Regions from separate parts of the Homo sapiens genome. Here regions 1 and 3 are each linked to region 2. Evidence: chromatin loops called from intact Hi-C (ENCODE). Cell type or tissue: mammary epithelial cell. All regions are shown on one strand.

The links. Hi-C counts contacts between places; a loop is a spot of excess contacts. Peaks named below come from ENCODE experiments on the same cell type or tissue, not always from the same donor. Only the 100,000 strongest peaks of a DNase experiment are listed, where the experiment ranks them.
Region 1: it touches region 2 in a loop (8-fold over the local background); 4 of 110 quality-filtered maps call a loop at or near these places.
Region 3: a loop joins it to region 2, with 6 times the contacts of the local background. A loop is called at or near these places in 3 of 110 quality-filtered maps.

What each region holds. Positions count from the first base shown.
Region 1 is chr18:39,956,967-39,964,966 of GRCh38, forward strand. It overlaps LOC124904349 (a long non-coding RNA gene), which reads left to right and starts at 2,144. Exons shown (of 3, transcript XR_007066451.1): 1 at 2,144-2,278. In mammary epithelial cell, no CTCF peak of the experiment used is centred here; DNase peaks (open chromatin) are centred at 3,065 and 3,795; H3K27ac peaks cover 3,866 bases.
Region 2 is chr18:39,837,534-39,845,533 of GRCh38, forward strand. It overlaps LINC01901 (long intergenic non-protein coding RNA 1901), which reads right to left. Exons shown (of 4, transcript NR_187474.1): 4 at 2,763-4,339. LINC01902 (long intergenic non-protein coding RNA 1902) reads left to right here and starts at 4,176. Exons shown (of 9, transcript NR_151703.1): 1 at 4,176-4,379. In mammary epithelial cell, a CTCF peak has its summit at 4,131; a DNase peak (open chromatin) is centred at 4,108; H3K4me3 peaks cover 868 bases.
Region 3 is chr18:40,408,532-40,416,531 of GRCh38, forward strand. No RefSeq gene overlaps it. Among named protein-coding and RNA genes, the nearest start is that of LINC01477, 350 kb to the left of the region's middle. In mammary epithelial cell, CTCF peaks have their summits at 4,876 and 7,051; no DNase peak of the experiment used is centred here.

The DNA of each region.
Region 1 (8,000 bases), 120 kb after region 2:
GTTGGAACAGTTTGGAGGGCTCAGTATAAGACAGGAAAATTTGGGAAAGTTTGGAATCTCCTAGAGACTTGTCGAATGGCTTTGGCCAAAATGCTCTTAGCAATATAGACAATAAGGTCCAGGCTGAGGTGGTCTCAGATAGAGATGAGGAATTTGTTGGGAACTGAAGCAAAGGTGATTCTTGTTATGTTTTGGCAAAGAGACTGACTGCATTTTTCCCCCACCTAGAGATCTGTGGAACTTTGAACTTAAGAAAGAGGATTTAGGGTATCTGGCGGAAGAAATTTCTAAACAGCAAAGCATTCAAGAAGTGACTTTGGTGTTGTTAAAAGTATTCAGTTTTATAAAGGAAGCAGAGCATAAAAGTTTGAAAAATCTGAAGCCTGACAATGTTATAGAAAAGAAAAATCTATTTTCTGAGAGAAATTCAAGCCTGCTGTAGAAATTTGCACAAGTAACGAAGAACCAAACGTTCATCTCCAAGACAATGGGGAAAATGTCTCCAGGGCACGTCAGAGATCTTCATGGCAGCCTCTTGCATCACAGGCCTGGAGGCCTAAGAAAAAATGGTTACGCCGGCCGACCCAGGGTCCCCATGCTGTGTGAAGTCTAGGGACTTGGTGCCCTGCATCCCAGCCATTCCAGCCATGACTAAAAGAGGCCAAAATACAGCTCGGACTGTTGCTTCAGAGGGTGGAAGCCCCAAGCCTTGGCAGCTTTTCTATGTTGTTGAGCTTGTGAGTGCACAGAAGTCAAGAATTGAGGTTTAGGAACCTCCACCCAGATTTCAGAAGATGTATGGAAATGCCTGGATACCCAGGCAAAAGTTTGCTTCAGGGGCGACGCCCTCATGGAGAACCTCTGCTAGGGCAGTGCAGAAGGGAAATGTGGGGTCAGAGCCCCCACACAGAGTCCACACTGGGGCACTGTCTAGTGGAGCTGTGAGAAGAGGGCCACTGTCCTCCAGACTCCAGAATGGTGGATCCACTGACAGCTTGCACCATGCACCTGGGAAAGCCGCACACACTCAATGCCAGCCCGTCAAAACAGCCAGGAGCGGGGCTATACCCTGCAAAGCCTCAGGGGTGGAGCTGCCCAAGACCATGGGAATCCACCTCTTGCATCAGCGTGACCTGGATGTGAGACCTAAAGTCAAAGGAGAACATTTTGGAACTTTAAAATTTGACTGCTCTGCTGGATTTCGGACTTGCGTGGGCCCTATAGCCCCTTTGTTCTGGCCAATTTCTCCCCTTCTAAATGGCTGTATTTATCAAATACCTGTACTCCTATTGTATCTAGGAAGTAACTAGCTTGCTTTTGATTTTTCAGGCTCATAGGCAGAAAGGGCTTGCCTTGTCTCAGATGAGACTTTAGAACGTGGACTTTTGGGTTAATGCCGAAATGAGATAAGACTTTGGGGAACTATTGGGAAGGCATGAATTGTTTTGAAATGTGAGGACATGAGATTTGGAGGAGCCAGGGGTGGAATGATATGGTTTGGCTCTGTGTCCCCACCCAAATCTCATCTTGACTAGTACTCCCATAATTCCCATGTGTTGTGGGAGGGACCTACCTGGTGGGAGATAATTTGAGACGTGGGAGCAGTTTCCCCCACACTGTTCTCGTGGTAGTAAATAAGTCTCATGAGATCTGACGGTTTTATCAGGGATTTCTGCTTTTGCATCCTTCTCATTTTTCTCTTGCTGCCACCATATAAGAAGTGCCTTTTGCCTCCTTCCATGATTCTGAGGCCTCCACAGCCATGTGGAACTGTAAGTCCAATTAAACCTTTTTTTTTCTTTCCAGTCTCATGTATGTCTTTATCAACAGTGTGAAAATTGACTAATACAGATGATACAGACAGATATAGAGATACAGATATGGATGTAAATATATATGTGTGTGTGTGTGCATATATATAGTATAGAGCTTTTGTGAAGTAGTCTAGGATAGTTTGATGGTCCCTGGGGCATTTGAATAGGTTTTAGTTAGAATAATCGAAACATTGACTAAATTTAGCCATTTATTTTTTAAACTATCATGTGGGTGGATCTGTAAATCACATACAATGGAAGTAAAAGGATGATTCAGTGTGAAGGTGCCAAGTGGAATGCAGATCTATGTGCTGCATGGAACAGGAGCTGCCTAAGCTGCACCAAGCTCAGCCATGTGCCAGAATCAAGGCCTGAGCAGGCTCTCTGAGCTTTATTGTCAACTTTAAATGATAAGATAACAGCAGCTTCCTAGAAGATTGCTTTAAGAATTGCAGATTAATCATGTAAGTATCTCATACCTAATTAGAACTTATAAAGTAGTTGCAATTATTATTGTTGGAAACGACTCTCTCTATGCTTTAGTCATTTTTGAAGGTGTGTGCTTATGTCTGTACCTGTGTGTGTCTAGAAGGAGTCCTTTTCTACAAAATAGAGCATTTTATTCTTACTATCTTGTATAGTGAGGGTTATGTTATCCTCATTTCTATTGCTTCATTCCTCTTATCTATGCTTTTCAGCTTTTGACCATCATTGGGCCTCTCTGGCCACTTTAACAGAAGCCACTTTTAAATTTTGGGGCCATCAGAGGAACTTCATGAACTTTCATTTGGACTGTGGACTTTCAAAAAAGTTGCTGTTGTGTTTTCTGTTCTTCTCAGAAAAAAACAAATGTTTTAAGAGCATAAGAAATGCTGACATATTGTAGTGTTTCTGTGGGTTCACTGGCAAAAATGTGAGTAAAAGAGATTATACTCATGCTGGTATATTTATTAGGAAGAGAATATGTAGAAACCAAGAAGTACTTGTTTTAACATATACATTTGTGACAAGAGTTAAATTTGAGTTATTTTTGTCTTCTCTCCCAAATGGGGCACAACTAGAATGAGCTGGGGAAGACAGTTGTCACAAACGCACAGAATATAACTTTCAAGGGAGAAACTCAGATGTAGGTTTACTCAGTTCTGGCCTAATGTAGTCTGCATATCTGGCAGTTAGCCTGTCCCTGAGCTACATTTCCAAAACCTATTCCACTATGTAATCACCTGTAATTTATTTCCTGTCTTAAAGAAACCAGAAACCACTGCTAAGTATCAGTTGACTAATGCTGACTTAGCGTCTGATGTGTTCACTGTACTCTGCTGGGGCACTGGGAGCAAGACCCAGAACTATGAATATTTAAACTGATTTCAAGGGGTTTATAGCCAAGTTATGTAAAAGGACATACACCTTGGAATATTGTGAGGTATAAAATAAGGTTAGCTAACATCATTGGATATTTAATGTTTACTCTGTGCCAAGTTCTACTTTATGGGAGATTCTCACCACAACTCTTTGGTAAGTCGTATTATCATCCTCATTTTACAGATGGAGAATCTGAGAAACAAGCAGTTACTGAAAAATGTCCTAGGTCACATAAGTAGTGAATAGGCTTTCTAGGGTGTAAGGGCAAGAGATTTGGTTGAAGAGCATATGCTCTAGCCACTTTACACCAGGAAGAGACAATGCCTGCTTTAGGAGCCCAGAGTATTAGGTCCCTGTGAACTGGGTCCTCCACAAATGGCTTTGAGAAGGAAAAATTTATACTGGACTTTTAAGGATGAATAAGGTATGTTGAGATTTGAACTGGCACAGTAGGAGGGAGACAAGACCACCAATCAATTTGAGGGATAAAATGAGAAGAATATCTGGGTTCATTGTTTTGAAATCTGTCCACCCATTCCGTTATCTCTATTTCATATCTCCATCTCACTTTGATTCTGACTCTTAAGTCTAGTCACAGCAGCAGAATGAAAGTCTGACTCATGAGAATGATCTGTACTGCTATATGCTAAGAATGTGAGGTGGGTAGGAGAGTGTGTGCCCTATCTCTCATCATCCTGAGTGAAGAAACTGATTCCAGAGGAATTGGAATATGAAAAACTGAGACACTACAACTTTTACTTCTACCACACACAACTTCAATAATGTATGACTTATTTAATAAAACTTTTAATTGCATATCTTCCAAATACAAAATGAGAAAATGTTCTTATACAAAAAGAGTATTTTCAGGTACTTTATCAACTCTATAATGTGGGAGAGGAGTAGCGACTCCATTTAGAGTGGGTTTTTTACACTAAAAGTCATTCTCACCTATTTCAACATCTTTATTAAGAGTGTGGTCATGTTACCAAGTAAAAATTATAGAGTCTTTCCCATGCCCAAGATATCTGGTATAAAAAAATCTGTATAAAATAATAATACAAGTTTTTAAACCAGGAGGAAACCGCAGAGATAATGTTACTTATTATATTAACCAGGAAAAAGACTTCCCCAAATCATAGCTTTCATTGGTGGCAGGGACGTAATTGGAACAATCGTTTCTAAAAATATATTTTTTACTATATAGAGAGCTCATATGACATCTAATCCTGCATTCCTGGCACAATGACCCTGATTTCCATTTTTAGCTGGTATTGTTATTGACAAGGTATAGTCTTCAGCTATCCTCTAAACTCCTATAAAGACTTTGTCCTTGTATTTTCAGGTCACACAGCATCTAGCTGAGTATCTGGAGCCCAGCGCATTTGTAAAACTGATTGGTGGTGGTGGGGAATACCAGATGTAGCCAAATTACATGTCTTTGAAGAAGATGTGAAAATCGCCAGATTATTAATCTTGAGGCATGCAATGAATACTTTAAACCCGGAGGTTAGGGTATGGAAGAGAGTGAATTTGAACATTTACTTTAAAATTTGTGTGAACAAAGGAGAGTGAGTTTGAAACTTTAACCCTGACATCAAAATTAAATCTGTAGAAAATAAAACTTCCCATTAAACGAAACTCAAAATAGAAGTAAATAAATAAATACCAAGTTGGCATGAATACCCTTGCTAACAGAAGCTGCTGAATTTCCCACACCTCTTACAGTGATTAATCCCTTCCTACAGGCCAAAACCTAATTATAAACCATTCTAATTAGTCAGGAAATAGGACTACTATTCCTTGTTGAGAAAAAAAAAATGTATAGGAGGAAACACTACTACTGCATGAGAACTCCAGAATGAGGCAGGGGAAATTTAGGTGTTAACGCAAATCCGAGGTCTCATGCCATGAAGCTTATTTCCTTGCATCAGTTAACTACTGCCTATATATTTTTATGAGGCCTCTTCAGTTTATTTTGCTGCCTTAACTCCACTTAGTACCAGTTTCATTGTAGCAAGCCTTTAAACTTAAAGTAAGTGTTATGTAAAATATTATTTAGATTTTACATAAAATGTATCTTCAGAACTTTCAAGTGCTCTAGGGCAAAAAGGAGAAAATCTTCTAAGAAAAAAATCTTAATATTCCAGATATAATGAGTTTGTTTTACATTATCTTTCTTATTTTTCCCCCCTCTGGACTATTTTCACTTGGGTTCCTTTCATATCCCAGTTAGCAAAGGAATTGACCAGAACTAAGAACAGCCCTAGAGCAATAGCTAAAATTCTGCTGTGCTTGTCAGATACCGTCTGACCACCGATTACTGCCCGAGGGGAGTTTGTTTTCTTTATAAACTTTTTGGTGGGTTTTTATCGCCAGAAAAACAGCTTTTATTCCTCTCAGGAGAAACTTCAGGATTGTGTTGAGGAAAGTATGAGCTTTTGATATTTTATTATTATTTTAAATCATGAGTTTTGTGTGCTATGTTAAAGGGTGAAAGACAGGCCTTTTCATTAAATTGAAATAAGGAGAACATCATAATAATAGATGATACAAATGTGATCGACCTGCAAACTCGCCTCAGGCAAAGGTTTACATGAGTCATGATAGATACATGCAACAGGAATCTGTTGTTTCTCCTACATTTCACCTATGGAAAACATACCATTTCATCAATTCTTGGGATTAAGTAAGGTGTTATCAGTCAGTCTCAGAAGAAAACAGAATTCACCCCAGGTTCAGATGAAACTAATGAAGACATTTTTATAGAGGTGTGGATAGGTTTAGGGGGAAAAAAGAGTGAGGCGTTCAGATACTAGCAACAGTGAGAAGCCTCTACTATCCTCAGGGCCAAAGGATTTCAGGGAGGCAATAGTCCCAGTAGAGCCCATTGGCAACTGGAAATATGGAAGAAAGGGCTTGCTGTAGGAACACAGGGCAGGACAGACAAGTATAGAGAAGTGTGCAGTGGGTGGGAGGGCCAACGGAGAATAACCAACACTCGAGAAATTGATCTATGGATTTGCAGTAGTTCTGGAGAGATTTCTTTTGGTCTAGTTTATGCTTTAAAAAAAAAAACTAAAAAATATGCTCTCTGGCTTTGATGCTTTTTTTGTTTTGTTTTGTTTTTGTTTTGAGACAGTCTCACTCTGTTGCCCAGGCTGAAGTGCAGTGGCCGATCTTGGCTCACTGCAACCCCCGCCTCCCAAGTTCAAATGATTCTCCTGCCTCAACCTCCTGAGTAGCTGGGATTACAGGTGCACACCACCATGTATGGCTAATTTTTGTATTTTTTATTAGAGACGGGCTTTCACCATGTTGGTCAGGCTGGTCTCGAACTCCTTACCTCAGGTTATCCGCCCGCCTTGGCCTCCCAAAGTGCTGGGATTACAGGCGTAAGCCACTGCGCCCAGCCAAGACTTTAGATTACTGCTTTTGCTTTAGAGGGTCGACTCAAATTCTGTGTTTAGAGGGTCAACTCCATGTCTGTGGCTTCTCCCCCAAGGAGAATTATTTTCTCATCTAGAATATAAATTCCTTTAAGACTAGGAGGACTCAGTCATTGAGAACCCATTAAGTTGTGTATGAAGTAAAGTAACAAATACTCTGATTTGTAGTCTGGAATGCTGGTCATTATTTACACTAATAACCAATATTCATATTCTTCCTTCTAAGACATGGTAGGATTGCACTTCTCTCCTCTTTAGAAGTTAGGCAGGGATGTATTATTGCTCTGGCCAGTGAAATGTGATAGTAAATAATATCCGTCATGTGGAAGTAGAAGCCTTTATGGACCAGTGCCCCATTCCCATGTTCCCTTCCAGATTCTGAGCTATCCCAGATGGCAGAACTCAATTAGTGTGCCTTCTCTAATGAGTAGGGTATAGGACAAAGCCTCTCACTGATCCACGATGTACAACTTGGGTAGGTAAGGGGGAAATTGTTTTATTTAAAGCCTCTGCAGTTATGGATTATTTATTATTGCAACTTATACAATTATGATTAATCCAGAAGTTTATAGAAATGTCACTAACTAGTTTAATAAAACACTTTAAATCCCATTGGTTAAAAATAAAAATAAGACCATATCAAACAAGGCTACCAAAAATAGGGAACGAAAGCAGCCTATAAGACATACTGTAGGGGCTTCTTTCTAAGGAGATTAGTAAAAACAAATATATCAGTATAAACACAGATACGGCTGCACCTTAGTGTATATGTATAGAAAGAGAGAGGTAGGGGCCATGAGGGAATTTACTTGCCTGCAGTAGAAGTTTTGAGATAGAAAACTGTTCTGGAAGTATACACGCATAAGTAAAGCTGGCCTAGATTATCAAGTGAGCAGAGTTCATAAAACCCCAGTATCAAAGGATTGAGGAAGATCTTGAAAGGTCACTTGGTTTATTCACCTCTTTTCAAGGAGGATCACACCAAAACCATCGTGAAAAAAAAAAAAAAAAAAAAGAAGCTATTCTATTTTTAAGGCCATCTGTAGAAGAAGATTTTCCCTGGTCAGAACTGTTTTTCAGCTAGTATCAAACTTTCTATTTTGAGTGAAACGCCTCACTTACATTCAGAACACTAAATGCGTCACTCAACATCTGTATTCATTTCCTTGGGCTGCTGTAACAAATAATTACAAACTGTACAGAAATTTATTCTCTCACAGTTCTGGAGGCTAGAAGTCTAAAATCAAGATTTCAGTAGGGCCACGTTCCTTTTGAAAGCTCTAAGAGGCATCTTCCTCCCTCACCTCTTTGTAGTTTCTGATGGCTCCTGGCAATTCTTGGCTTCCTTGGCTTGCAACCATAGCTCTCCAAGCTC
Region 2 (8,000 bases):
ATGATGATGATGATATACTGACTGCCTGGCTGTAGTAAACACCAATCAATTGTGATCATTAATTTTTATTCTCTATGCAGAACTCTTTAACTTAAAAAAGTCCACCTTCAGTAATTTATAATGTGTTAACTAATAACATAGTTGTTAACTTCACACTCTTCCTTTCTATTTCAATGGTCTATTTTTTATTTTCTTCCTAACTTTGTATCTGTCTTCCTTTCTTTCTTACTAGGTAAGGCCTGAATATTTTACACCTAACTTTAGAAATGCCCATTAAGTTATATAAAATAATGAACAAAACATGTAAGTTGAACTAGAAAGAGCACTGGTCTTAATAGAAAGAGAGCTGGGTTCTAGTCCCCATTCTGACACTTTCTATGAGAGCTTGAGGTGAATTATTACTTGGAATCTAAATATACATTTATTACTTCTGCTCTTGAAACTCAGCTCACTGAAGGACCATTATAACTCTTCTTGTCTCCTAGCTTCTAGTTGTCTCCTGACCTTGAAGTTGTTGTTTCTGCTGCCACCTTCCTCCTTTACAGCATCCATTTCAAATTTGAAAGTCTCCTTGATTATATCATGATTGTTTCAGAAGAGCTTTCTCTTTCAGTCCATCTTATAGAAAACTGACAAGTTAGGTTGGCTGGCCTTTAAACTAGTACACTGCACAGTCCAAACAGCCAAAATGAGGAGAGGGGCCTGATGACCCAGAACAGAGTTTAGGAAACTCTATTCTGCTGGTGTAAGCAAACGTTTTTCTTACAAGGCAACAGGTATAGAAGGCAATATGACTGATTCATATAAAACAAAGTTTAAGACTATGTGCCTGGGCCGGCATTTGGCACCAAGAAAATAAAGCTGAATAAGACATAGTTTTTGCCCTTCAGGAGCTCATAGTCTAATGTGTTAAATAGAAATTACATTGAGATAAAATGAGTGCGTAACTGCTATCAAAAGGTATGTGCTCTCTGCAAGGGCAAAATAAAAGGATCTTAGCTTATGTTGGATGTTAAGAAACATTTACTCTTTAGAGTATGATCCTTGAGCCTGAGTCTTAAAGGATGAGCAAGAATCTGGAAAAAAAAAAGTGTCAGAAAGTCATTCTACATCACAGAGACATGGATGAAGAACAAAGGTAAAGAAGTGTGGCAGAGGACTGGAGTGTGAGTGTGTGTGTGTGTGTGTGAGATCCTACAACTACCGCCATATGCTGGGTAACAACATTTTGGTCACCAATAGGCCATAGCTAGGGCGGTGGTTTTATAAGATTACAATACAGTATTTTTACTATGCCTTTTCTATGCTTATGTATGTTTAGATGTGCAAATACTTACCGATGTTTTATAATTGCTTACATTACTCAGTACAATATTATGCTTTATAGGTTTGCAGCCTAGGAGCAATGGGTCATACTCTCTAGCTTAGGTGAGTAGTAGGCTAAACCATCTAGGTTTGTGGAGGGAAATGATGATGTTTGCATAACAACAAAATTGCCCAGTGAAGCAATTTTCACAATGTGTCCGTGTAGTTAAGTGACACATGACTGTGGCTCAGCACTTCTGGTCATCTAGAGAGTAGGACAGATGATTAATACATGAATGAGAAGGGAATGGGTATAGAAAGAAAAACACTGTGAGGGTCAGAGCGGGTGGTTAAAGACATAGAAGAGAGGGAGAATAACTGATGAATCTCTGTCCTAGCGGAAATGAGAAAAGATGAGATGGAGAGAATTGCTGGATGGAGTGCTACTATAAAGGGCTTCTCTCCCTTGAGACAGGAGGAAAGGAAGTAAAGAAAGGAGTACAGGTAGATAAACATTTTGATGGGGAGCAGAGTGATGAGGCCCATTTCCCCAGTGGCTTTCATTCTTCTGTGAGGTAGTTGAGGGGTTTGCCTGCTATGAGAGTGTATAGGGTGGTAAAAACCTTGAAGAGAAGGCCAATGTTTTGGCATATTCACTAAAGATCCCAGGAAAGAAGAATCACTATGTGTAAGTAAACAAAATAACTAGTGAAAAATAAATAATCAAGAATAAGTAAAATATTAGGCAGCATAAAAGGTCCATCCAAGATTGTGTGCAGTGAATTTGTTGATAACAATAAGCAAGGCTGGATGATTTCCACCAACATTGTCTTGTTCCCTGGCTCTAGGAGAAAAGAATGCAGATTGTAGTTTTGATCTTTTTCTATGCTCTCTATAAGTTTCCAGTTAGGGTTATGCTTTTTCCAGAAGAGAAGGTGGGAGGGCTCTTAGTAATAATGATTCAGGTGACCAAGCTTGGGGGTCAGGCTGGCAAGGCTTATGGCAAGAGCTAGGTGGGGAACAAAGAGAAGCTGATTTTCAGGATAGTGTGAGGATCACTCAAGCAGAGGACTTTATGAGGTTGAAGAATTGGCGGAATGAGAGAGATTATTAGAAAGCTATAAGATGAGGTGATGTGGTGAGTCAACAGTATAGTATGAGACTGCTGGAATTACTGATGTGATAATAATTCTGGGGTTGATGCTACAGGAAGCTAGAGCTAATAATAGTTCAAATTAGGCCTAATATTCAAACCGAACAGGGGACGTAGTCAAATGATAGAAAATTTCGACTCTGTTTTCTGCCCCATGATCTGGCATAATGTTTTTAAGGAAGGATAACTCAATGGCTAGACTTTTGTATAGTATCTTCTTCTTGTTTTCCCCCTTGTCCCACCTCCTCATCATTTTGAAACAGCTTTACTTTGAGTCCTATAAAACCCCCAGTAAGCAAAGTTGTAGACTGTGAAGCTCTACTTTATTTGGTGTAAATAATCAAAGTTACTTAAGGTTTTACACATATTACAAAATTGCTGGGGTCAGGGTCAGGAGGAAGTGTTTCTGGCCCTTGTACATTTGCTGAAAGTTTGAATCAGGTGAGAGTGAAGGAAACAAGACCCTAGACAAAATAAAGAGGTAAACATCTGTCACCTTTGTCCTCCTGCTCCTTGTGTGACGAAGGTTGCCATGGTGCTAGAAGAGAACAGAACTCAAAGAAAACAAGCAAAATGTACTGAACGTAATATGAGGAATTTTTTTAAATCTTTGATTTTTTTTCCTCTGACTCAGACTTGGTGAGAAAATTTTCTGACTCACTCAGTATGTTATATACCATGTTAACAGTAACTTTTTCCAATATAGCATATACTCCAACCAGAGTAGTTTCAGCTTTTCCTATTTCATCCTGGGGCCCTCGGGGATGCAGCTATTGGGCTACTGTGTGTAGTTTCTGGTGATAAAGATTTCTGATGTAAAGGATTTCCAAGGGATGACAAAGTCCATGATGAGGGACTGGGTGTGGACAAAATAAGTGGTTTGGAGACAAAAGCCCTCAGCTTTTAAGGTGCGAAACAACCTCTGCCCTTTGTTTTCAAATAAGTCATATCTGGCTGATCAAAATAAATACTGTAGCACCATTTGGAAGCTTCCTCTGAAGAAAAATGCCTGCTCTGGGCCAAAAGCTGCAGCAGTGAGCCTGTTCCTGCCAAAGTGATTTTTCCCCCTTCTTTGTTCCTCTTGATAATCCTAACAGTCTTTTGTATGTACACAGAGCTGAAAGCTATAATAACCCCAATTTTACAGATAAAATAACTAAGGCTCAGGAACAGAACGAATCTTCCCCCAAAGTGCACGGCAGGACGGTAGTGAAGCTGGAGCTAAAGTCTGAATCTTCACATCCTGCTCCCTTCCTGCATGGCCAGCCTGGTCCCTGGCAGAGAAGACCAGTGTTTCTCCATGAGTTCATGTGCATCTGTGCGTGTGTCCTCTGTGCACTCAGGCCTCCAGGACTTTTGTCACCGTCCAGAATCACTGGTCTTGACCATGACACATTCTCCAAGAAGCTGAACTCCCGTTTTTGTTTGTTTGCTTATTTTTACACAGTAGCACATCTGTGTGCAAAAAGAGAGAATGTGGTGTCCAAGCTGCAGGATCTGACCCCCGAAGCCTCGCCAGCGGCGTCTGTCCGGCTTGCTCTTCTGTCTGAGCTGCGCTCCGGGGAGGCGCCTGGCTGTTTAGCCGCCGTATCCCCTGGCAATCTGTTCAGGAAAATAGACCAGAAAGGGCTGCCCAGGGCTGCGCCAGCTTCAGAATCCTGCTGCCATCTAGGGATGAGATGAAGCGTCTTCCCGCGTACAGCCGCCCTGATGGATCGCTGGGGCCTCGGGCGGGGTGCACCGCTGTCCTTTCGCCGCCGTCCGGGCGGCACTGCACGTGCAGCGCGCGGTCCCCCACCCAGCGCAGCCCGCAACACCCCTGGTCTGCCGCAGGAGACCCTGCCGATGCCACTCAGGGTCAAGACTCTGGCGCGGTGGAAACTGCAGAGCAAAAGGAAACACAGACAAAAACAGTGAGAAGGTAAAAAGAGAGCGAGAGAAAACAGCTAGGGAGCAAGGAGCAGAAACCCTGCAAGAACAGAGACAAAAAGCGGAAGGTCCATCAGCGGAAGCGGGCTGCCCTAATCACCTGCGATGCGTGTGTTTATGGAACCTTGTCACTGTCACCACGCTGGTGTCCACACGCAGCTTAATGAGGTCCAAAGCGCCAAGCTACTTTATTTTCCATATATGATTTTCAATGTTTCCTTTTGCAAAAAGGAGCGGGGGCTGTGTAGGGGGGAGTGCAGGGAATAGGGTGGTGGAGGAAGTTAAGGAGGGGAGGGGGGAGAGCGGAGAGGCTGGGTGGGCGGGGGAGATACTACTGCCTTTAGTAAAGATTGCATAGAAAATCCGGAAAGAGGAGACTTATGGAGTTAACTTTATTGTCTTATATTATGGTGTAAGCATCTCTTTCTTCTACAAACAGAACAATGGGCCTTTCAAAGAAGGGAAGGGGAGAGGGTTGACTGGTGGGGGGGTGGGCGGTGGGGGAAAGGGAGGGGTCAGGGATTGGGGAAAGGGTCCTGCTGTTGACTGGGAGGCCCTGCTGGGAAACTTCAAATCACATTCTTTCTGAAAGGAAGTGTTATTAAAAGTAACTTTAATCCTTCCAGCCAGACGGCTCATAAAAGCATACAATTAAGTCAAACAAATGACAAGAGCATTTTCTCTCCTACCTGTTTCCCCCTTCTGAGAGTAATTAGTACAGGCTAGTCTTGTCTCATTTCGTGCAAATAGAAGCAGAGCGCGGCTTTGGTAGGTGCCAGATTTTCTCTTACTTTCCTCAACCTGCCTCTTCCTTCCCTATCGCCCCACCCAAAACCCGGTTCAGCTCTTGGTACCAACCAGCCTGTCTGCAGATCCAGCCAAGAACAAAGGGGCGAATTTCAATATTTCCTCTTTGTGCAAGGTTAATTGAAAATCAAAAAGTCACTTTTCAAATGTCATATTAAACCCGCCACTGCATCAATTTCCTTTTGGTGCCCATCTCCATAGGCAAGAGAAAAGTGTTTTGCGGGGGAGGGAGGCGGGGGAAGTAAGGACACAATGAGGGAAAAGAGAGAGAAAGAAGTGAAGGGATTAAAAAAATCAGAGATACACACACACTTTGATTGCAGATAGGCTAACATGCAGCGGAAAATTGTTTCCCAGAGTGTCCTCAGTCAAAGGCAGCCTTTACATTCGATACTGCGTTACTTGATATTCCAGAGACAGAACTGCATCCTAAACCTAGAGAGATTAGGCCTCCATGTTTTTATGTTTTAGTAGATGGATCACAATATGATTGTCATAAATGCCATCAGATTTTAAAACCTTAAAGGGTAATGTAATAACCTGATCATCTTCATTCGCCCTTCCCACTTTTTATACCCCTCTGAAACAGGTACAGAAACACACAGACATCCCCACAGATAGAGATACAGCCCTATGGGGTTCTGACAGTCAGTTTTTGTCACAAGGTATTTTGGAAGTGTTGGGCTGGAGTTTAATGATCTAGCATCCTTAACTTTGCTTCTGGCCCAGTGACTGTTCTCTGTCTGGATTTCCTGACACTCAGTTTTCTCCTTTCTAAAATAAGCCATAGTATCAGCCTCCTGAATTCACTACTCAGACTACATGAGGGGCCACATGAATAGAACAAACCCATACTGATGCTTTACCCTCTTCTCACGTTCCCTAGGTCTTGTGCTTGATTAGGTGATCTTAACAAGCTCAGTTTTCTGGAGTGGGAACCTGGCTTGTTGGTGCCAGTATTCCTGAGGTCTGCAGAATGGCCTGGGGATAGAACTCTCTGTTGCCAGGCTTCCTCATGCTCACTGTGTGTGTTTCCCGTGCTCCCTGCCGCTCTGCTACACTCACTTGCCAGTCGTTCCTGAAGCCAGTTGCTTTCCTGCCCAATTGCTTTGGTCTTTCTGTCTAATATTTGTCACCTTATTTTCCAGGTATGGGGCTAGGGGTGTACCCTCTCCTATGATGTACCAATGAATCTATTTCCTGTGGACCAGCCATGGTAGATAAGCCATGATAGGCTTATCTACCAGGAAATATTTGATTTACTACAGCTTTAACTTCTAAATATGCGTACAAATAACTTTTTGGTTAGATAAGCAGAGTGAAGAAGCAGAATTGTAAATTGAATTCATTCTAAGATGACCCACCTGCATAAACCAGGCCCCTAAACCTTTTTTCATCTTCAATAATATTGTAATATTGTGGTGATATCAGATGTGCCTATCAACCCTAAATGAAGGGTAGGTGGAGAAGAACATTACAACTCTCTAAACTCATTAGAATGCAAAGATAGAGAGAGTTTCTGTAACAACAGCCACTAGCTGTGTCAAAGTTCTCCTAGTGGCATTATCTTCATTGGTAAGATTGAATAGACAAAATCAGTGTCTTACCCTTTTAGATTTCTATCAACCCATACCTGTATGCAATATGCTGTGCCCTAGTAGACTCTTTCTTACAGATTTTCATTAAAATATTGCATCTGTTATACAAGTTTTCTTAGCATGCCCAGATAACAATTACTTCTTCATTGTGCAGCACTTCTTCCCATATAAACTTCTGTCTCGGTCCATTCAGGCTGCTATAGCAAAACACATTAGACTGAGTAATTTGTAAACAACAGAAATTTATTTTTCACAGCTATAAGGGCTGGGAAATCCAAGAATAAGGCACCAGCAGATTTGATGTCTGATGAGGGCTCCCTCTCTGCTTCACAGATGGTGACTTCTTGCTATTTTTTCACATGGTGAAGTCAGTGAACAAGCTACTTTAGGCCTCTTTTATAAAGGCGCTAATCCCATTCATATGGGCTCTGCTCTCAGGATGTAAACCCCTCTCGGAAGCCCCACATCTTAAAACTATTGCATTGGGGATTAGGTTTCAATATATACATTTTGCGGGGGACAAAATCATTTAGATCATAGCAGCTTCTATTAGCTACTGGTAACAATTTGTTGTAAATAATTGGACATATGTGTGTCTCCTTCCCACTCTCCAAACTTACTGAAAATAAGGATCATATCTATCCACTTTATAGTTCAGGAACTTAAGGGTAGATGTTTAATAAATAATTGTTGGAGGTTGAAGAAATATAAAAAAGAAAATGCATCTGGGACTGTAATAGCATAATATCTAGATATTTTCCAAGCAATTTAGTAATAAAAACCAAATTTGTCATCGTGTTGGGCCAGCAAAAAAGCAATCAGATGGCTGGATTAATTAATACCTGCAAACAATCATGTTAGAATTTTCACATATAGTCTAAGTTGACAGAATATGCATGTGCATCCCAAAACATTCTTTTAGCTGGTGAAGCTGTTTACTTAAGACATGCTTACAGTGAAAATTTGCCAGCATGACTTCTGTTTCCTTAGTCCACTTGAGTTTATTAATCTGATCTAGAATTTCCTGTCCTCAACACTACCACTAAAATGAAAGAAAGAGAAAGAGGGAGGGAGGAAAGGAGAAAGGGAGGAAGGAAAGAAGGAAGGAAGGAAAAGAACGAAACTTTGTATTTAACAGATACATCTACTCTGGAGTTGAAGTGGAATTCTGACAAGCCAGTTGGGCAATTCTAAAGGAAAACTTTTAA
Region 3 (8,000 bases), 570 kb after region 2:
AGAGTGAATATGCAAACCTTGAGTTATTAAATATTAGAAAAGAGTCATGAATTTGATTTTAGAGCTAAGTTTAATTGGTAGACAAACACTGTGCCTAGATCTCCTCATATTTTTAGTTTAGTTTAGTTTTGTTTTAAACATTGTATGATCAGCTCTGTCAAGAATAGTATGGCAATTAATTAACTATTATCATGTTTAGTTCACGTCGTCAGTGTTAAGCAAATCCAGGCAAGTATGTCAAGCAAAACAACAACAAAAACAAACAAGTTAACAAACCTAATAGCAATAACAGAAAACAAACAAAACCAACCAAAAACCCAATGACAACAAAAATTACTATCCCGACTATGAAAAGGTCAATGGCTGTTTAATATAACTGGTTGCTATTTTAATTTTATTTCCCAGTTCGGCAAAGCTTTATTCTCTTCAGCACTATGCTGGGCATCGTAGGAGGTACTGAAAACTTGTGAGGAAAAGTTCCTATTTTCAATGATTTTGGCAAACTATTCGGAAATAAGACTTGCATAAAGGAAATAGAGATAAAACACAGTTATGTGTTAAAATAAATATCCCCAGAAATAGGCCCTGAGAAAGTGGAAGACACTGTAGACTTGATAGTCAGAAAAATCTTTATTTAGAAGGAGTAACTTGGGCTCCATGTTGAAAGATCAGATGAGACTTGGCTAGCCAGACAGCGAGACTAAGATCATGGTATTTCTGAAGAAATATTTTTTCATAATAGGATGCATCAGTGATATAAACACGGTTGCTTGCAAGTATAGGACAGTGAATACTGGATGAGAAGATGATTCATGCTCAGGTGAAAATAACATTTTGCTTAAAATATTGAAATTCTTATGAAGTATGAGAATATTTTCTCATAGTTCAAATGAAGGTGACAGCCTTTCCCCATCCAAGAGGAAGATGACAAATTCATGCTGAACACAACAAAGTCTGACAAACTCTTATCTAAGGCTGTAACACATTTTAGGCAGAGAAAAAATATTTTAAAAATAATAACTTGATGAAACTCATAGATATTATAATAGTACTATGCAAGCCAGAAAAGTTTTCTTTTATTTATTTATTTATTTATTTATTTGAGACGAAGTTACATTCTTGTGGTCCAGGCTGGAGTGCAGTGGCGCAATCTTGGCTCACTGCAACCTCCACCTCCCAGGTTCAAGTGATTCTCCTGCATCAGCTTCCTGAGTAGCTGGGATTACAGGCAACCGCCACCACGCCCAGCTAATTTTTGTATTTTTGGTAGATTCAGGGTTTCACCATGTTGGCCAGGCTGGTCTCGAACTCCCGACCTCAGGTGATCCGCCCTCCCTGGCCTCCCAAGGTGCTGGGATTACAAGCGTGAGCCACCATGCCTGGCCAAAAGTATCTTTCTTAATAAAGATTTTGGGGTACAGTGTTTCTTCTCCTTCTCACCAAATTAATCTACAATGATTAAAATTTGAGTTGTGGTCATAGATGAAATAACAGATACAACCACCCAACATCTACCTGTTTAATAAACATAGTTCTGGAAAAAAACCCTCTTCAGTTGTTGTTTTTCACAAAGATAGCATCTAATATTGCCTGCTTCCACACTCAATCACTGGCACATGTTTGTTTCATCAAAAATCTCATTCATGAGAGGCACCCAAAGACAGAGCATTGTGCAAAATGTTGTCTTGATGCCAAAACTGTCAGAACTGTCCTGGATTCTATTATCTCTACTAAAACTAGGATACATTTTAGCATTTTATTTGTGATTCCAAGATTCTCTAACTCACCAGAGCACTTCCTGCTTTGAGCATCTCTGCCTGCCCTGTTGTTCATAGCAATAGAACTGTATGAAAACCTCCTCGCCAAATTAGTAGTTACCCATTAACCAATAAGTTAGTTGATAGAAGAGTTGACTACATAAGAAGTTAAAAAAGTGGGAACCCCTACTACCTGATTAAATGAGCAAGAAAAAGTTTTTGACATTTCCTTTTTTGTCATACTGTTACTTGATAACTGACCCCAAACTATCGTCTGCTCTGCTGTTACAAACATGAGGACCAAAGGACAAGTCATTACACACAAACACACACAAGCCCACCTTTCTCCTTCTGCTCTAACAAGGAAGTCTACATTAACGGTATCACTTCCCTTTTAGTTTAGTGTATTTACTTCTGTGAAAGTAATAATACCATTATAAGGTTAGGAAATCGTCCTTAAAATGTAATCAGTCACTGGCAGCTCAGTGTGAGTGAGTTTATTACCATTCAACAGAAACAATTACCTTGGCTGAAAATGCACAAATACCTGGAGATACTTGGAAATCTGCAGAGTGAAAGCAAATACCCAAAAGTCGACGAAGGGCCTGATGGTGAGTTAAATGCAAAGATGTGTTTTGTTTTGGAGTAGGGAGAACTAGATTTTTATTCTGACTTTAAATGGCAAAGCCCAGTGAGTTAGACTCACTAATTTTGTTGAGTGTCAATTTATTTATGTGCCATATAAAATAATTGAACTAAATACCTCTAATTTATATTCTAAAGTTATATTTATATGATTATAATCACAAATTCACCAGTGATCTGTCCTTCTGTAGTGGACGATTGCTAATTGATAAAACACAATAGATTAATGACTAGTCTCATCAAATTGTTTTGCTTTGTTTTATCTTGAGACGGCGTCTCGCTCTGTCACCAGGCTGGAGTGTAGTGGCGCAATCTCGGCTCACTGCAACCTCCACCTCCTGGGTTCCAGAGATTCTCCTGCCTCAGCCTCCCGAGTAGCTGGGACTACAGGCATGCACAACCACGCCCAGCTAATTTTTGTATTTTTAGTGGAGACACGGTGTCTCCACATTGGTCAGGCTTGTCTCAAACTCCTGACCTCGTGATCCGCCCACCTCAGCCTCCCAAAGTGCTGGGATTACAGGCATGAGCTACCACGCCTGGCCATCAAATAGTTTTTTAAAATCCTATAGAATTAGTGAAATAAAATAGCCCTGAATTATTAATCTTGATCTTTCCTATTTTCACTAGAGCCCTGTTTTAGGTAGAATTCTCAAATGATTCCCAAATTCCTGCTCCTTTATGTGCACACCTTGTAGAATTCCTTCTTCTTGAGTATAGGAAGGACATGTGAATATGATGAGATCCCTGTTCCCTTGATTAGATTATGTTATAGGAGACTGTATTGGCCTGTTTCACAGGGAGAAGTCAATGAGACACAGTCCTATTGGGCTGAAAGAAAGCAAGCATCCATGTTGTGAGATGCCTATGGGGTTCATGTGACAAGGAACTGTGGATGAACTCTAGCAGCTGAGAGCAGTCCCTGGCTATTTGATAGCTAACAAAGAAACGGGGACCTCAGTCATACAACTGCAAGGAAATGAATTCTGCCAACAACCAGTGAGTTGGGAAGAGACCCTAGAGCCTCCGATGAAATTCACAGCCCTAGCTGACACCTTTATTATCATTTGGTGAAACCCCAGGAGAAGATCCAGCTAACCCAGACTAAGACTTCTGACCCACACAAACTGTGAAATAAGAAATCTGGTTATTTTAGGCTGCTAAGTTTGTAGTAATTTTTCATGCAGCAAAGAAAGCTAATACCACCCCCTTCTAGCACCACTCATTTTGGAAGACTTTGTTCATATAAGCAAATGCAAATATCTGAATTGAGTGGACATTTGAAAAATATTCGCCCACAAATTTGACAAAGAATTAAAGGGACTCTGTAGGCAAAGCTGACCATGTGAAGGTAGGTTTTCCTTGGGTGATTATGGTCTCATTTAAGACTTGGGCATTCAGACCAATACTCACCTTTATGTCTGTCTAGTCCCTTGTGTGTGGCTGCTTTGGTAATAGTATAAGTACATGTTGTATGTTTGTATTTATTTGGTAACGAATCACATCAGATATTTTAGGGGTAGGTGTTGAATCTCTTATATTGGGTATAACTATGCAAGCCTGTCATTGGGGAAATTTTCTCCTGACCTCAGCTGGTGATCAGCTTATGCCCCGAAGCATGAGAATTGATAGGCCTTATAATTTTACCCAACCTAATGTAACAGCAGCTGCTGTCCTTGGTGCTTGCTATCTGATTAAATTCCCAAATTAGGAATTGCCTTTTGTAACCTGAATTCTGTCATGGTGGTAAAATCTGACAATAACTGCTCTCATTTTTACCTCGCCCACCATAGAGTGTTTCTTCAATAACACATCAACCATCTCAGACCATCACATATTACTCTTGCACTTTATTAGAATTTGGAAATTTTGTAATCCTACTCAAAATGAGATTGCATGCTTTCTAATGTAAGAAAGGAGACAGAGAGGCCAATTCAGCTCTAAAACTGCAATTGTTTGCCTTCCTCCAGGGACACATCTCACAGATTGCCATGAAAATAAATTGGAAAGTTTACAATTCCAAATCATTGCCTACCATGTATTACTTCACAGACAAAAACAAACACTACCACCACCATCACCACCACCAAGAATACAAGAAAATATATCCGTGAACTTTCATCTCTTCAAGAGGAAAAATGCATTACAATTAGATTAGACTATAACCATTCAGCAAGTGTGTTGGTTTTCTGCTTCTCTTAAAATGATTTATTATTTATTACTATATTTTTCAAGATTATCTTCTTTATCCCTTTAGGAAAGGAGCAGTTTGCCTCTCTCTGTGATTACCAAACCAGAGTGAAAGCCTTCAACTACGGACCACTGCAATTTCCACCATAACAGGCAACCCAGCAATTAGAACTGTTTGTTACAGTGACAGCAGAGAGAACCATTTTCAAGCAACAAGGCACAGGAGCAGGAGCTGGAGGAAGAGAGAGCCTGTTCATTTGAAGGGGACTAACGCCACACAGCAGCTAATCCTGGAATGGCAGGCAGTTTTGGGAACTGCCTATCCTGCAAAGGCTGAGATATTCACAGACATTCTTGAACTTTTGGAAATGGTCTAATTCTGCTTTTTTCTGACCAGGAATACAATTGGGTCATAAAATTTGGCGTTTGGGAAGAGACAAAGGTTTATCTTTAGTCCAGTGCATAATTTAATTTCTTACTTCAATATTAAAAATGAAAACATAAAGGTAGGCACTTTCTTTTCAAATTCTGGATTTTAGTGAGTATTTCGGTGCTCAGAAAACATCTCACAATTGAAACTTTGCAAACAGAGTCATGTTTGTTTACAACAAAAGTACTTGAAATAAAACTACAGCATGTTATTCTGTTGCCACTTTGTCATTTATTCTCATTTTCATATGTTTTAAATTATGTTACAAATTTATTGATAGCTTGGGAGAAAATGCCAATTTTGATATCTTTTTTCTTTCTTTTTCTTGTTATTATTTTTCTTTTCTTCCCCTGCTCCTTTCTTTCTTTTTAATACACTCTTCTTTTGTTACCATTGCATTTAGTCCTTGATATAAGCAATGACAAACTACCTATCTCCAGTACATGTCAGGTTATCTTTGGATTTTATTTCTCCCTGTCTCAAATGAAGCAATAATACTACTCACTTACCACAAAGAAACCATCTGAGAATTAATAAAATATTGTGGACTGTTTGATCTTCTCCGAGCGAGGTACTTTTTCCTCCTTTGTTCAAGAGCTATTATTATTGAGAGATTGAATGAATAAATAGCCACATGCAGATAATTTTTAGACAGTGAATAAGCATCTTCCTAGATATTTTTGTGGCAGATATTTGAATATATAACCTTCTCTATTCTTTAATGAAAAGTCAGGCTATGAAGCAAAAGTCTATGAATATGCATCTTTTCTAAGAGAAAGCATACACCAGACTGGATGGTTTACACGGAAGGTTGAAGGAATGTTTTAGTCACTGTTTTCCAATCTGCTTTTTCAGAAGCAGGTATTGCTAATGTAGAAAAAAATGTTGGTAGTCTTTCTCTTTTGTTTGGTTTAAAAAGGATGAGGCTTTGTTTTCTTCCTGTTATTCATTTTGCAACTGCACAACTACTGCTCCGGCACCGCAGCAGCTTTTGCCAGAGTCAGAGGTGAGGTCATGCTTGACTGAAGAAATCTAAGATCAATTTGTTGTCTCATATTTCAACATTAAATGCAGCTTGAAATATAATTGTTAGTCCATGCACTCTGTGCTTTAAGGAAGTGTTCCAGCATCTCAGAACAGGGAGTGTGGTTATCAGTGATAAACCACAACGTGTACCCTAAACCACGGCTAACCAGAATTTTCAGGCTGAGAGAGACAGAAAGAGGGGCAGAAGGGAGACTGGAGAGGGAAAAGACAAAAAAAGACAGAGCTTTGGGGAGTCAAAAGAAGTGAATGGCTTGAAAAGCAATTGGAACAATTTGGAAATTTGCAAATAAAATTGCAATTAAAATATTTCATTTATAAATTATTTTGTTTTATTCTTGTCCCTACTTAAAAGGCCCCTCCTCTCCTGGTACAGCTTCACAGATCTTGCGTGGAGGGGAGACCTATGATACCACTCAGGGCAAGGGATTTCTGGTTTCCCCTTTTAGGAATATTTGCATGCTGACAAACAGCTGCTGGGGAGGACAGACTGTGTTTTTTCGGGGGACTAGGGAGGGAGCAGGTAGATTGATGGTCCTGAACTGGGTAGCTAAAGATTTTTCAGATGCCCTTTGAAGCAAGGCTTTTAAATATCCCCGCATTGAATTTAGTAAAAAAGAAAAAGGTGTAATCATCAAATCCTGGTTTGTGGCTCCACAATGAGAGTTAACACTGAGTCACGAGCTTATGGTAATGATTTCAGGTCAGATACATCATGTGTGAGTCTTCTATAAAGGGGTGGTTCCTTAGATGAAATAAAAATGCATCCACTTAATTGAATATAGAACTGTCTAGGACTTACTTGATGATGCAATCTTCCAGAAGTCCTGAAAAAGCCATCCTGGAGGTGTCCTTTCCATCATTCTGGGTAGAGAGACAAGGACATGTGTGTCCTGTCTGGCCAAGAGAGTAAGACACAATGTTTTGACTTATTTGTTAATGAAAGTATTTCCTTAGCCGAGATGCAGCTTGGGATCCTGGAGAGGGCAGGATTCCATCACCAGACAGGTGAAAATGTGTGTTCCCATCCCATCATTTACTACCTGTGTGACCATAGAAAATTTACTCAGGCTCCAAGACCAGTTTTCTCATTAGTACAAAGGACACAATTGTATTTGCACTGAATGACTTGAAAGATGATGAACATAACAGTTACCCTTTCATAGGTACCTATTTGTGTCAAACTTAGCAAAGAGCTTATATATATATCATTGTGTTTAATCTTCGCAATCTGGAATAATGAGTATTATCCCCATTTTGAGAGTGAGAACTGAAAAGTGCTAGAGTAATGTTCTCAAGGGCACACAGCTATTAAGTGAGAGAAAGATATTCAAACTCAGGTTTGCTTGCCTCTAAAGCCTTTGTTCTCCTGTCTATTGAAACAAATCTCAGTCTTTCTGTAACATTTACTTTGCTGACTCTGCACATCTTTGGTGACATCCTGTTCTGTGTCTTTGGGCCAGCGGAGCCAGGCAAGAGAGACTGCTCAAACGAGTATCTGCACCAGTCCTGTGTCCTGGATTCTAGAACAACATTGACATTTTTTTTTTCATTTTTAAATCCCTTAAATTATTTGAAGATGATATCCATGGTCCCTCAAGACTTCTGTTTTCCAAATTAAATGCCTGCAATCCCTCAAGCATTTTTCTGAGGATCTGGCTTCCAGAATGCTCCAAATCCTAGTTATTTTTGAGTTAATTATTTTCTTCCCTTATCCACATGAAATATAACAATTTTACTATGAAGAAGAAAAAGTACAATCCAGCCTCTTGGAAGAATACTTAATCAATTCTGTTTTCATAAAAATCCATTTTTGGTTTATTTTATTCTTTCATTTTTCTCTTCAAGATTTCTCCAGCAATGATAGGGAATTATAGATGCTTTTCTAGTCAAACTACCTTTGTTATCTCCATGTGGGATTTATCATGACAGCT